2 separate regions of the Homo sapiens genome follow, and region 2 is linked to region 1. Evidence: chromatin contacts called from ENCODE POLR2A ChIA-PET data. All regions are on one chromosome and are shown on one strand. The core of a region is the stretch at or near the end of the contact, and the rest is flanking DNA. Distances in the headings are between cores, read along the strand shown.

Region 1 (5,387 bases), core at 1,828-4,327:
CCATAAATGTCCCTTGCCCAAGTTGTCATGAAATTTCAAAACTTCAGCCAGTGTTCCCTGCTTGACACTCAGACCTGAAGGCCTCCTGCAAGTGCCAGCCACTGTCGTGAGCTCAGGTGTCTGAGAGCACGCTTGGTTCCCACGCTGCGGTCCGGTTGGACGTGGTAGATGTGAGACCAGTGCCTGAAAGAATGCCGCTGTAGGGAAACATGAAGACACACACACTCAGCCACACTGTATTTAATGGGCCGGGATTTGTGTAAGTGATCTCCATGGAGACGCAGGTGGTGAGCCTGAGATGCTACACTTTAGAGCAGGAGTCATCCACTCCCAGATGGCAGCCTGGTACCAGTCTGTGGCCTGTTAGGAACCGGGCCACACAGCAAGAGGTGAGCGGCGAGTGAGTGAGCATTACTGCCTGAGCGCTGCCTCCCGTCAGATCAGCGGAGGCATTAGATTCTCACAGAAGTGCGAACCCTATTGAGAACGGCACATGCAAGGGATCTAGGACGCACACTCCTTATGAGAATCTAGTGCCCGATGATCTAAGGTGGAACAGTTTCACCCTGAAAACCATCCCTCCTCCCTATCCGTGGAAAAATTGTCTTCCAGGAAACTGGTCCCTGGTGCCAAAAAGGTTGGGGGCCGCTGTCGTAGATCCTTTGACGAGCGTCCCCAAGGAGACCTCAGACACAGGTTCCTGCCTTGCAGGGTCCTGACCCCGACCCTCCCGTTGCTCACAGTGTGTGTGCATGTCCGTTGAGCAGCTTCCCACCCTGATTGCAGCTGTTCCTTTTTAAACAGAACCTGCAGAAGTGGATACACCAAGAACATGGATGCATTGCATGTCACATGTATACATTGTCTGTTTCTCCACATATACACCATAACAGAAATGACACAGAAGAGCACCTCCTCGGTTTGCCAACTAGCTTTTGTATAGCAGCAAATTCAAAGTCAACTAGTGATGAGGAAAGACTGGAAGCAGCTAATAATAAGCATTCTTATGTAACTGATTTGCAAGAATGTAGTACAGTCGTCATTTGGGAATTGACTGGGTATAAAGAGTTTTCCAGTAAAAGCGCTGGAAGAACCAGAGCCTGCAGAAGCAGGCCTATCGCCCTGTGCCATGTTTTTTGCCACACTGTCTGCCCATGTTGGGAGTGTGAGGCTTATACCCAGGGCTGCTTCCTGGGTGATCTTGGGGGATTTTCATTTTTCTGGTACAGGACTGGAGAGTTTATGAGATACACCATGACGGTACAGCATTTAATTTAGTATCACCACTTCGGGAGAATGTGTATCTTAATTGCTAAAATCTCTAACTTTGTATAAATTCAAATTGAACATAATCCAGACTATATAGCAATCTTTAATGAATTCCATCATCAACATTACCACATAAAGGAAGTTAAGTTGGGCGTATAAAATCGTAATTCAGTAAATTTTTCTTTAGTTAGTAAGCAGATTAGTATTCATTGCTAAGATGCATTTTATCAACGGTTTTGGTAGCGTTAGTTAAAAAATGTAAGAATAATGCTATAGAACATGAACATAACATTTTTAGAGAAGTATATTTATCAAACTTTTTAGTTGCACAGTTTCTAAGGGCTGCTTACTGATTAAAAACATTTTTACTTATAAAAATGTCAGCCTGTTTTATTTAAGATAAGACATTGAGCTTTCAAGTTGGCAAATTGATGGGCAGAACGTATATATCCTGTTTGTACATGTTTGAGTTTAAGATGCAGTAGGTTAGGGGGAAAATGTTTTAAAACCATACAGAATTTAGGAAACAGACCTTTTAACTAATAACTGTTACTGAGAGATGATAAAAAAAAATATGAACTAGTTCACAATGAATTATATTTTGTATGCATGATTGTCTGTGATTATTAATTGATGTGTACTTCCTCTTTGTCAAAAGTTATAATGTATCCGTCTACCATGAAAGGTCCCTAGAACATGAAAGGTGGTTTCTCTACATGCCTGTGAAATTGATGAGCAGGGAGAGGCTTACTCATATTTTAATGCCAGCAGTAACAGTGCTCACACCCAGAGATCAGGGGCATCAAAGTTGGTGGTAGCAAGGAGTATTTGCCACTGTAATTGACAAATAATACCCCTCATAAATACTGCCAGTCTTTTCAATTAGTTTTCATCTAAAATTCTGGCTACAAAATGATGGCCTGTCAACTGACAATGAATGGCAAAAATTAATAAATTGTCTTCTAAATAGAATGGACACTTAAGAAAAATTGGGCAGCCAATTTAGCACAGCATGAAGCAAGGGGAACCCTTTGTACTGGTGCCGGGCACTAATGTTGTCTCGATCTTTATTAATGGTGCTCGGCGGCTGCTGACAGTTTTGTTGCTACTGGCAACTTTCTTCATTAAAATTAAAGCCAGCATCAAATTCCATTAGCCGTACTCTGGGCACCTTGCATTTTTTTTTTAATACATATTGTTTCTTTTGTTAACTCCCTCTCCACCCATAAGAAGTTGTCAGAGAAGTTAAATGGAAGGAATTGTTTGCTAAGGCCAGAGAACCATTCACTGTTGTTGTGGGGAAATGGCCATTACTGGCCCGGTGAGAACCCCCATCCTGAAATCTGCAACTCTCCCCCCACAACCTCCCCCCCCCCCCCCGCCTTTTGTTCCATCCCCTTTCAAAATGGGAGCATATTACCTCTAAAAACGACACACTATTTTGGATCTGCAGCTTTCAGATAGGAACGACTAATTGGTATGAGGCCTTCTAGTTTCTTATTTTTTCTGAGCAGTTTTTTTTTTTTTTAAAGTTCCTGCTTCCCTTTTCTAACTGTATTTCCATAGCTGACTATACCTTAACACAATAGTAACTCAATGCTCAGAGAGACTCGCATTTGTCCGGAAGGCCTTAGAGTTATTTTCCCGAAGGCATTACTTTTATCTGTAGAACAAATTTCAACCTTTGAAGGAAAAAATCGAGCTTTGCTGAATAAGTTCTGAACTATTGTCTGAAAAGCCGTTGCCTGCCCTTCACAGCACTGTGTACAGTTCAAAAGGCTCTGAAATGCCTCCGCCCTGGAGCTGCTCCTCTTTCGCCAGCAAGAGGCAACAAACAGCTCTGATTCTAGGACAACTCAGTTCTTGGCTGTGCGCAGCGCCTTCCACCAGCAAGCAGAGGTTGTATGGCCACTGCGAATGTCTCTTGTAAAGGAACTAGGCTGGGATCACCATCCCCATGGGTTACCTTCCCCTCCCAGCCCAGTCTCATAATTGCTTTCTTCTGTCCTCAGTAATGCTAAGTTTAGGGGCTAAACCTTCATCTCAGTTTGTTTTCTTCTTCTCCTCCTCCTCCTCCTTTTAACTTGTATCTTACACTGAAAGAAACACAAATACTCATTAAAACAGTGAAAAGATAGTTGTCAAGCAACAAAGGAAAGGGCATACCAGAAAACATACACTGAGAAATAAAAAATATAACTTTATCTCTGAGCATCCTAGCACTCAAGGCAAAAAGGAAGATAATAATGCTGAGCTCTGCTGGAAGTCATTACGTAAGTGCGTTCGGTATTTCCTTTAACTGTTCTAACTTGAAACCATAATTATAATTACCTTTTTTTTTTGCCTCAAGGAGATGGCTTATGGATTGAATATGAGGATTACCTTTTTCTAACTGCGCAGCTTTCTAGTCACCACTGTCTCCCCATACCTTCCAGTCTCACATCACAGATACGTATTTTATTAATGGTATCTAGGATAGTGTTAACAGGAGTCTAACAAATCCAGTATTGTCCTTGTGAATCTTATTCTCATTTGTGGAATTTCTCAAAAATACAGCAACTGACTGAGATTCCAAACAGCTCACAATTAAAGACAGTACAATGTTTTGCTTTACAGAGAAGTGGCAGTAGTACAGATTCTGTTTTTTTGTAATAAATGTTTCTGACATTTTAATAGTGAAGTAAATTAATCAAATAATTGCAGGAAGATTCTGCTATTCAGCCGTTCTTTTTTGAGTAATCTTAAATAATTAAAGGAAGAACAACATGCCAAATGATGGTTCAATTAGCATGTATAAAAATAAATATTTACCAAGACTGCATTATTTGCCAAAACGGAGATGTGCAATTATTTAATATTGTTGATGGGGCCCATAAAACAAATAGTACCAAATCTCTCCCTGTGTACGGCCGTCAGCCTCCAAGGGCTGTTCTCCCACTGCAGACACCCCTCCTCTTACCACCACAATATCTGAACCAGGCAAGGAGACAATTGTTACTTGATGACTGAGCCCACTAATATGTTACAGGAAATGGGGCATGAAATGCAATACTTTATATATAGTATGTACTGTGTGAGTCTTCCATTGAAACAAGGCCATTTTTAGCTTGCTGATACAATATTTGCAGTGGTTCATCATTCGATTGTCCTGATTAACAATCAACTTCTATAGGGGACCATTTGAGTAGTTTTTTTAAATGTGATGAATCAGAGGATTTGTTCAACATCACTTCATCCTCTTCTTTAAATGGTAATTGGCACTTGGGAACTTGGGAGTGAAATAAGGTGTGGTCTGTTCTATGTGGTCATTTCCAGAAGTGCCGTTTTGACCACTGCTGTGCCTTTCATCCAGATTTTTGCAACTGGTAAAGGTGTCACAGGCACCATTGAAATCTACTCCCTCATCAGGGAACACACTCTTGTTGATAGCAACAGCATGCAATCTCTGTTACAGCCTCTAAGTTGGAACAGAGAAGGCTTTCGTAGAGGACATTTGGTGGAAATGAAACACATCCAAGCTGTCCCACGTTAACTGTCACCTCTGTCACCCACATGCACTACCTATGTTTAGCAGGGCAGCCTCTGCCTGTGATTTGCAGGGAGCGCATGCTGACAGCTCTCTTCCCTCTCCTTAGTTCCAGGAAGGTCCAGGCAGTTGAACTGACTGCTTGTCTGTAGAAAGACCCACTGTGTCCCTGGGGGACTGGTAGGTACCCTGATTCCTGCTTATCAGGGGATTGATTCTGGGCATGACCCTTCACCTTCTCTGTGCATATCTGTATCTTACCTCCATCTGGTCACTAGTTCCAGTAACTTGGCATTTCCTTAAATGAAACATTAACATCTGTAGAAAAGATCTCTCTGACATGTTAGATGTAACATGAGTTAAAAAGTCCCATTTGGGAGGAAGAGAACCATTGGGGACCCTGCCCCGTGGGGTTCCTGAGTGTCCTGGGCACCTTTGCTTGAGCTCATTCTTTTCGTCAGAGATCAAAACCAGGAGTGCCTCCTTCAGCTTGTACTACCGGATGGCTTAGCACCTGGCGAGTGAGTGTCTCAGAAAGGAAACTGCAGGAGTGCATTAGACCACTCAGGGGCCCTGCTGTCCTGGGTGTTCA
Region 2 (5,403 bases), core at 1,624-4,123, 110 kb after region 1:
AGAGGGGAGTCCGTTCCTCTGGGGATGGAGAGAGGGAGCCCTTTCCTCTGGGGATGGAGGAGAGGGGAGCCTTTTCCTCTGGGGATGGAGGAGAGGGGAGCCCGTTCCTCTGGGGATGGAGGAGAGGGGAGCCCGTTCCTCTGGGGATGGAGGAGAGGGGAGCCCTTTCCTCTGGGGATGGAGGAGAGGGGAGCTCGTTCCTCTGGGGATGGAGGAGAGGGGAGTCTGTTCCTCTAAGGATGGAGGAGAGGGGAGCCCATTTCTCTAGGGATGGAGAGAGGGGAGTCCGTTCCTCTGGGGATGGAGGAGAGGGGGGCCTGTTCCTCTGGGGATGGAGAAGAGGGGGGCCTGTTCCTCTGGGGATGGAGAGAGGGGAGCCTGTTCCTCTAAGGATGGAGGAGAGGGCGAGAAGGCCAGTAGAGGAGCCGTGATGGTGGAGTCACAACAGAGGCACCCCAGGAAGCTGACAGCCAGATTTCTGCCATTGATGTTACCTCTCACCTACCACCAGGGGACAGTGACCTGTCCGTGTGCCTCTGCATCTAAGGATGTGCGTCCATAGGAAGCACCTCCTGCCTGGTAGAGGGAAAGTTGCTGAGACACCGAATTGCCACATTTCTCGCAACTCCTTAAAGTGGTGAAGGGAACTTCCGCCTTTTGTGAGTGAGTGACCACCCACAAGGAGTGCACATGGTTGACACAGTCTCAGGTGTCTCATGGTGTCCAGTGCTGCCTGGGCTGCCCTGCAGGAGCCCTGGGGTGGCCCTTCACCCTCTTCGCAGGAGGAGCTCCCCACAGCCCTCTTCTTCCATGTGTAAAGGGTGCATGCAATGAAGGGTGACGCTTCCGACTGTGCAGAGAGGGGCGAGGGGTCTCTGCCTTAGGGCGGCCAGGAACGTACATCAGGGTGTTCTTGGGACCGTATGTATTTCTCAGATACCTTAAATTGTGTGTTTGTACATTTCTCAACATATGATAAAATTTCCTAGAACTTCACAAAATAAAAATATTTTCAATTCATTTTGATTTCCATTATCTTTGTATTTGAAATCATGTCACTGTTCTGCTCAGAACCCTGCATGGCTCCCCATTCCCCCCAAAGCACAGGCGAGGGTCCTCACGGTGGCCCGCAAGCCCCCTCCTCTCCAGTGCCACCTTCCGCAGGCCTCTCCCACCCACACCGGCCACCGCCACTCGGGCCCCCTCTCCGTTTCTGGAACACACCAGGCTCCCTCCTTGGAGCCAGGCTCTGACTGTTTCTCTGCTCTCATTACCTTCTCACTCCTCTGCCATTTTCAAGTCTTGATTCAGTGTCCCGTGCTCAGCGAGACCTACCCCAGCTACCCTATTTTAAATGACACCCCCCATCACTGCCGCCTCTCCCCAGCCTCCCAGCCTTGATGCCCCGCGTTCCTATTCGGTCTTTCCCATAACTCTTACCAGCTTCTGATGGACTCCAGGTTCTGGCCCGGCTGCCATGTCACTGCCACTCCACTTTACAGAGTCCCCATTGGGGCAGGAATGTTTATCTGTTTCTCCTCGATCAATGATGGCTGCCAAGCATCTTGAAAAGCCGCTGGCTCACAGTCAGTGCTCAAAAAATACCAGCTGAATGAGTGCGGTGTGCTGTACAGAACTCTGACTTTGGACTTAAAGATGCTGAATCGTGAAATAAAAACTTTTCAAGACGCCGTAGGCATGCACCACCTGTTTTTCCTGCACGTTTTCAGTGGGCTTTTTTCCACCCGGCTTGAATTATATGCGCGTTCTGGTCATGTAGTACCGCTTTGGCCTTCTCTTTGATAAAGATACAAATGGACATAATACATTGAGAGTTTCACTTATAGTGAATAATCACGTGTGCACTGGTTTTGAAACTGTTCTAAGTAGCTTCAATGAATCAAAAATTGGCAGGCCTACTATATCGACTTCCAAACACTGTCACTGGACATTGGTGAGAGAGAGAAAAAAATGGCATAGAATTTTTCACTGATAATAAAACAAGATGAAGTTATAGTCATCTGTAATATTGAGGCCGGAAGAAAGGATCAGGAATCCCTTATCCTGTGCACCCACAGGAGTCAAACCCACTTAAGATGATATTTCCAAATGTATTCTTAAATGCATCGTTTTCATTTCTAATATATCAAGGTAATTTTAAGAAGAGAAAGATAACTAAAAAGCATAAACTCACCCCTTTCCTTTTGCAGAGCTCCAGTCATGCAGAGGAGAGAAGGAGAATGCATCCATAGCATGCTGCTGATAGAAAAAGAAATGCTTGTGTTTTAATAGCGGGAGGCACAGTAGAGCAAGGGGGACTGAGCCCATCTCATACCAGAGGCTCTAGGCCTCCAACTCAGCAATACAGTAATGGGATGTTATTTGCAGGGCCTGTGTGGTATGAGAGGAGCGTGGCTGTGCTGTTTCTGCGCATTCTGCTTTGTAAGTGCTCACTCTGCATTTTTTTTTTTTTTTTTGCCTTTTCCGGTCCAATGGCAGACACAGGGCTGGGTGACTCCGTATGCTCCAGCCCCAGTATCTCCAGCACCACCAGCCCCAAGCTCGACCCGCCCCCCTCCCCTCACGCCAACAGAAAGAAGCACCGAAGGAAGAAAAGCACTAGCAACTTCAAAGCCGACGGCCTGTCCGGCACTGCTGAAGGTAAGGGTTCCGCGGTGCCCCGGGAGAGAGTCTCCACTGCGGAAAATTCTCTGTTATTTTTCAAATGCGTGAAATTAGACACCCTTAGCACAACAAATGCACAGTAATGCTGGTCACCGTATGTGCTTTCTGTTTGCAAGGTGGCACGAGAGGGCCCTTGGGACCTTTTCATCACTGTCTGATTCTCATATTACGCAACCAAATCTGCTGTCATCACTCTTGGCCGCCGTCGCTGGTAGCGGGTAGGAGTGCTGGTCTCCCAGCCACCAGCCTGATCCAGTTCTGAGGTCTCGCCCCACCCTGGCAGCCTGGGCGAGTGTCCTCTCCAGCCAAGGTGGGCCATGCTGCGTGACTCTGCTGGGGACAGTGCCCACTTCTAGTTTAGGAATCATCTCTGATATTGGTTACTCTTAACTAACCAGACACCTGCCTTGATTTCAGCTTTTAGCAACGTGTTATGATAAACACTTCTTCTGTTAATGTCCATCAGCTCTTTCTGGTATGTGGGCTCTATTAATATTCCAGTTGTCACAGCTCATTGTGAGTCTCCTTTCACCTGAGTGCTTCCTTAGTTTTTATTGCCACTGATGGCTGGATGTCAGCTTCCTGAAGTGGCTCCTTCAAATGAATTCCCTTTTTTTTTTTAATTCATAGATGCAAGTAGAGATAGGTAAGCGCATGCGTACACACACACATACACACACACCCCCCACATTATGAGAGGTAAAATTAATGCAGTTGTAACAAAGGAATACTTAAAAGGAAAAATTAAAGTTTGAGAACCTTGTTGTTAGAACATGAATTATTACCTGTGAGACCGACAATGGTGAGAGAGTGTGGTTACCTGTGAGACCGACATGGTAAAAGCGTGTCTTCAGTGAGGGTCTCATGCCCAGGGGCAACATTTATGGCTTCCATCCTTTCTCTTTCTCTATGGCTGCCATGCTTTTTCCAGATACTCTACTTGATCGAGGGTTCAAACCTGCGAGCTGTCAGACAGTGGCTACATTAGAGGGAGTGGCCCATCCCGTCCACATATCCAGAGCGGAGCACGCAAACCCACGGTGCGTGTGTTAGCAGGGAAGGGGCAGAGTGTGGGGTGTGCTGTGTGTTTCCATAACACCGGAGGCAGGGAGCATCATTTCTTTCATCATCAGGAAGCTGAAGTTCGGAGCTCTGAGTAGCCCGCCAGCCTCCGCAGAAGGGTTAGAAGCCTTTCTCCTTCACCACGTTTCTTCCTGTTTTGCCTCCTGTAAGCTTCCTGCTAACATATTTAGCCAATAAAAACTGATTTTTCGTCGGGCACGGTGGCTCACGCCTGTAATCCCAGCACTTTGGGAGGCCAAGGCAGGAAGATCACCTGACGTCAGGAGTTTGAGACCAGCCTGGCCAACATGATGAAACTCTGTCTCTACTAAAAATACAAAAATTAGCTGGATGTGGTGGCACATGCCTGTAATCCCAGCTACCTGAGAGGCTGAGGCAGGAGCATTGATTGAACCCAGGAGGTGGAGGTTGCAGTGAACCGAGACCATGCCACTGCACTCCAGCCTGGGCGGGCGACAGAGTGAGACTCTGTCTTTAAAAAAAAAAAAAAAAAAAAAAGACGATTTTTCTCATGTTGTGGGGAGTGAGGATAATCCCATTAAGTCAGCGATGGTGGAAAATAATGGTTATGGGTCAGAGCAGCCACAGATGCCACTGACCTTCCCACTGAAAACAGTATCAGCCGCAGGCGCTCTGTGTTGGTAAGACTCCTTCAGACAACCGTTGGGCAAAAATCACCCTGCCAAGCACGTGCAGCCACCCCTCCCTGATTGGGAAGAAGGTTAGCCTCCCCCAGGGTGGGCAGCCTGTACCCTCCACGCCCCTAAGGTGCACACACAGGGGCGGGCGCCAGATTCCCTTTAAGGACAGGCCTTGTTCTCACTTTCACAGGCACGCGTCTTCTTGCATTTGTTGTGTGTTTCCAACCGAGGTCTGTGGTTTTTTCTTATGCACAACCTGGTGGGAACTGACCGTTGCCACTTAGATACACGTTCATTATCCCACCCACGTGTTGACCGCTGTGTAAATGAGTGAATAAATCAGTAGCGTTTCTGCACATTTGATGGAGCAGCTGGCACCACCCAGTGTTCCATTCAGCACCGGTGAGTTTGAAGGAAGTTTGACAAGTGACCGTGACCACGTTGGACGCCTGATGTTTCAGGTCCACTTGCTGAGTGAGTGGGATGGTATGTGTGTGCGAGGCAATAGTGGATACCCAGGCTGAGACACGGGCTCTGTCCAAGCAGCAAATGGGGGCCCCTTTCCTTAAAGGGTCTTACTGCTGAGGTGGTAACACCAGCAGAAAGATTTCAGGCACCATGGAAACTCCAATATTAGGAAATCACAGGTGTCTCAAACATGGATGTGTAAGCGGGTGACGTGTGTTTGGAAGTCCAAGGCAGAGGTTCCAAGGGAGCCACCTCACTCTCTAATTAGGAGAGTCTGGTCTCTACGTCAGCGGCTATGACATCTTTCCAATAGCAAATAAGTCATAAGTTATTTATAAAAAGAAAATGTATCATTTTTCCCTAGGAAAAGTTACTTATCAGACTACAAATGAGTCACTTTTGTGAAAAAGTCTATATTTCATTTTTTCAAAGCCACATTTTCCCCCCAAATTGTAACATATCTGAAGTCAGAACATATCATTGTAGATTCAGTGATATATGATATTTTTGATAGTTTTATTTACTG

Evidence for each region. ChIA-PET counts read pairs that join two places held with the same protein, here RNA polymerase II (POLR2A).
Region 2: POLR2A ChIA-PET joins it to region 1 with 17 read pairs in Panc1. The contact joins two enhancer-like sites. POLR2A ChIA-PET finds 5 or more read pairs at or near these places in 4 of 52 experiments (A673, Panc1, T-cell and 1 more).

Annotation. Positions count from the first base shown.
Region 1 is chr2:235,856,759-235,862,145 of GRCh38, forward strand. All of the region lies in intron 9 of AGAP1 (ArfGAP with GTPase domain, ankyrin repeat and PH domain 1), which reads left to right. Among named protein-coding and RNA genes, the nearest start is that of GBX2-AS1, 310 kb to the right of the region's middle. Within about 2 kb of position 3,078, at least 5 of the 41 ENCODE cell types and tissues checked have a DNase peak (open chromatin) inside an H3K27ac peak, as active enhancers do.
Region 2 is chr2:235,965,963-235,971,365 of GRCh38, forward strand. It overlaps AGAP1 (ArfGAP with GTPase domain, ankyrin repeat and PH domain 1), which reads left to right. Exons shown (of 18, transcript NM_001037131.3): 13 at 2,500-2,661. Among named protein-coding and RNA genes, the nearest start is that of GBX2-AS1, 200 kb to the right of the region's middle. Within about 2 kb of position 2,874, at least 2 of the 41 ENCODE cell types and tissues checked have a DNase peak (open chromatin) inside an H3K27ac peak, as active enhancers do.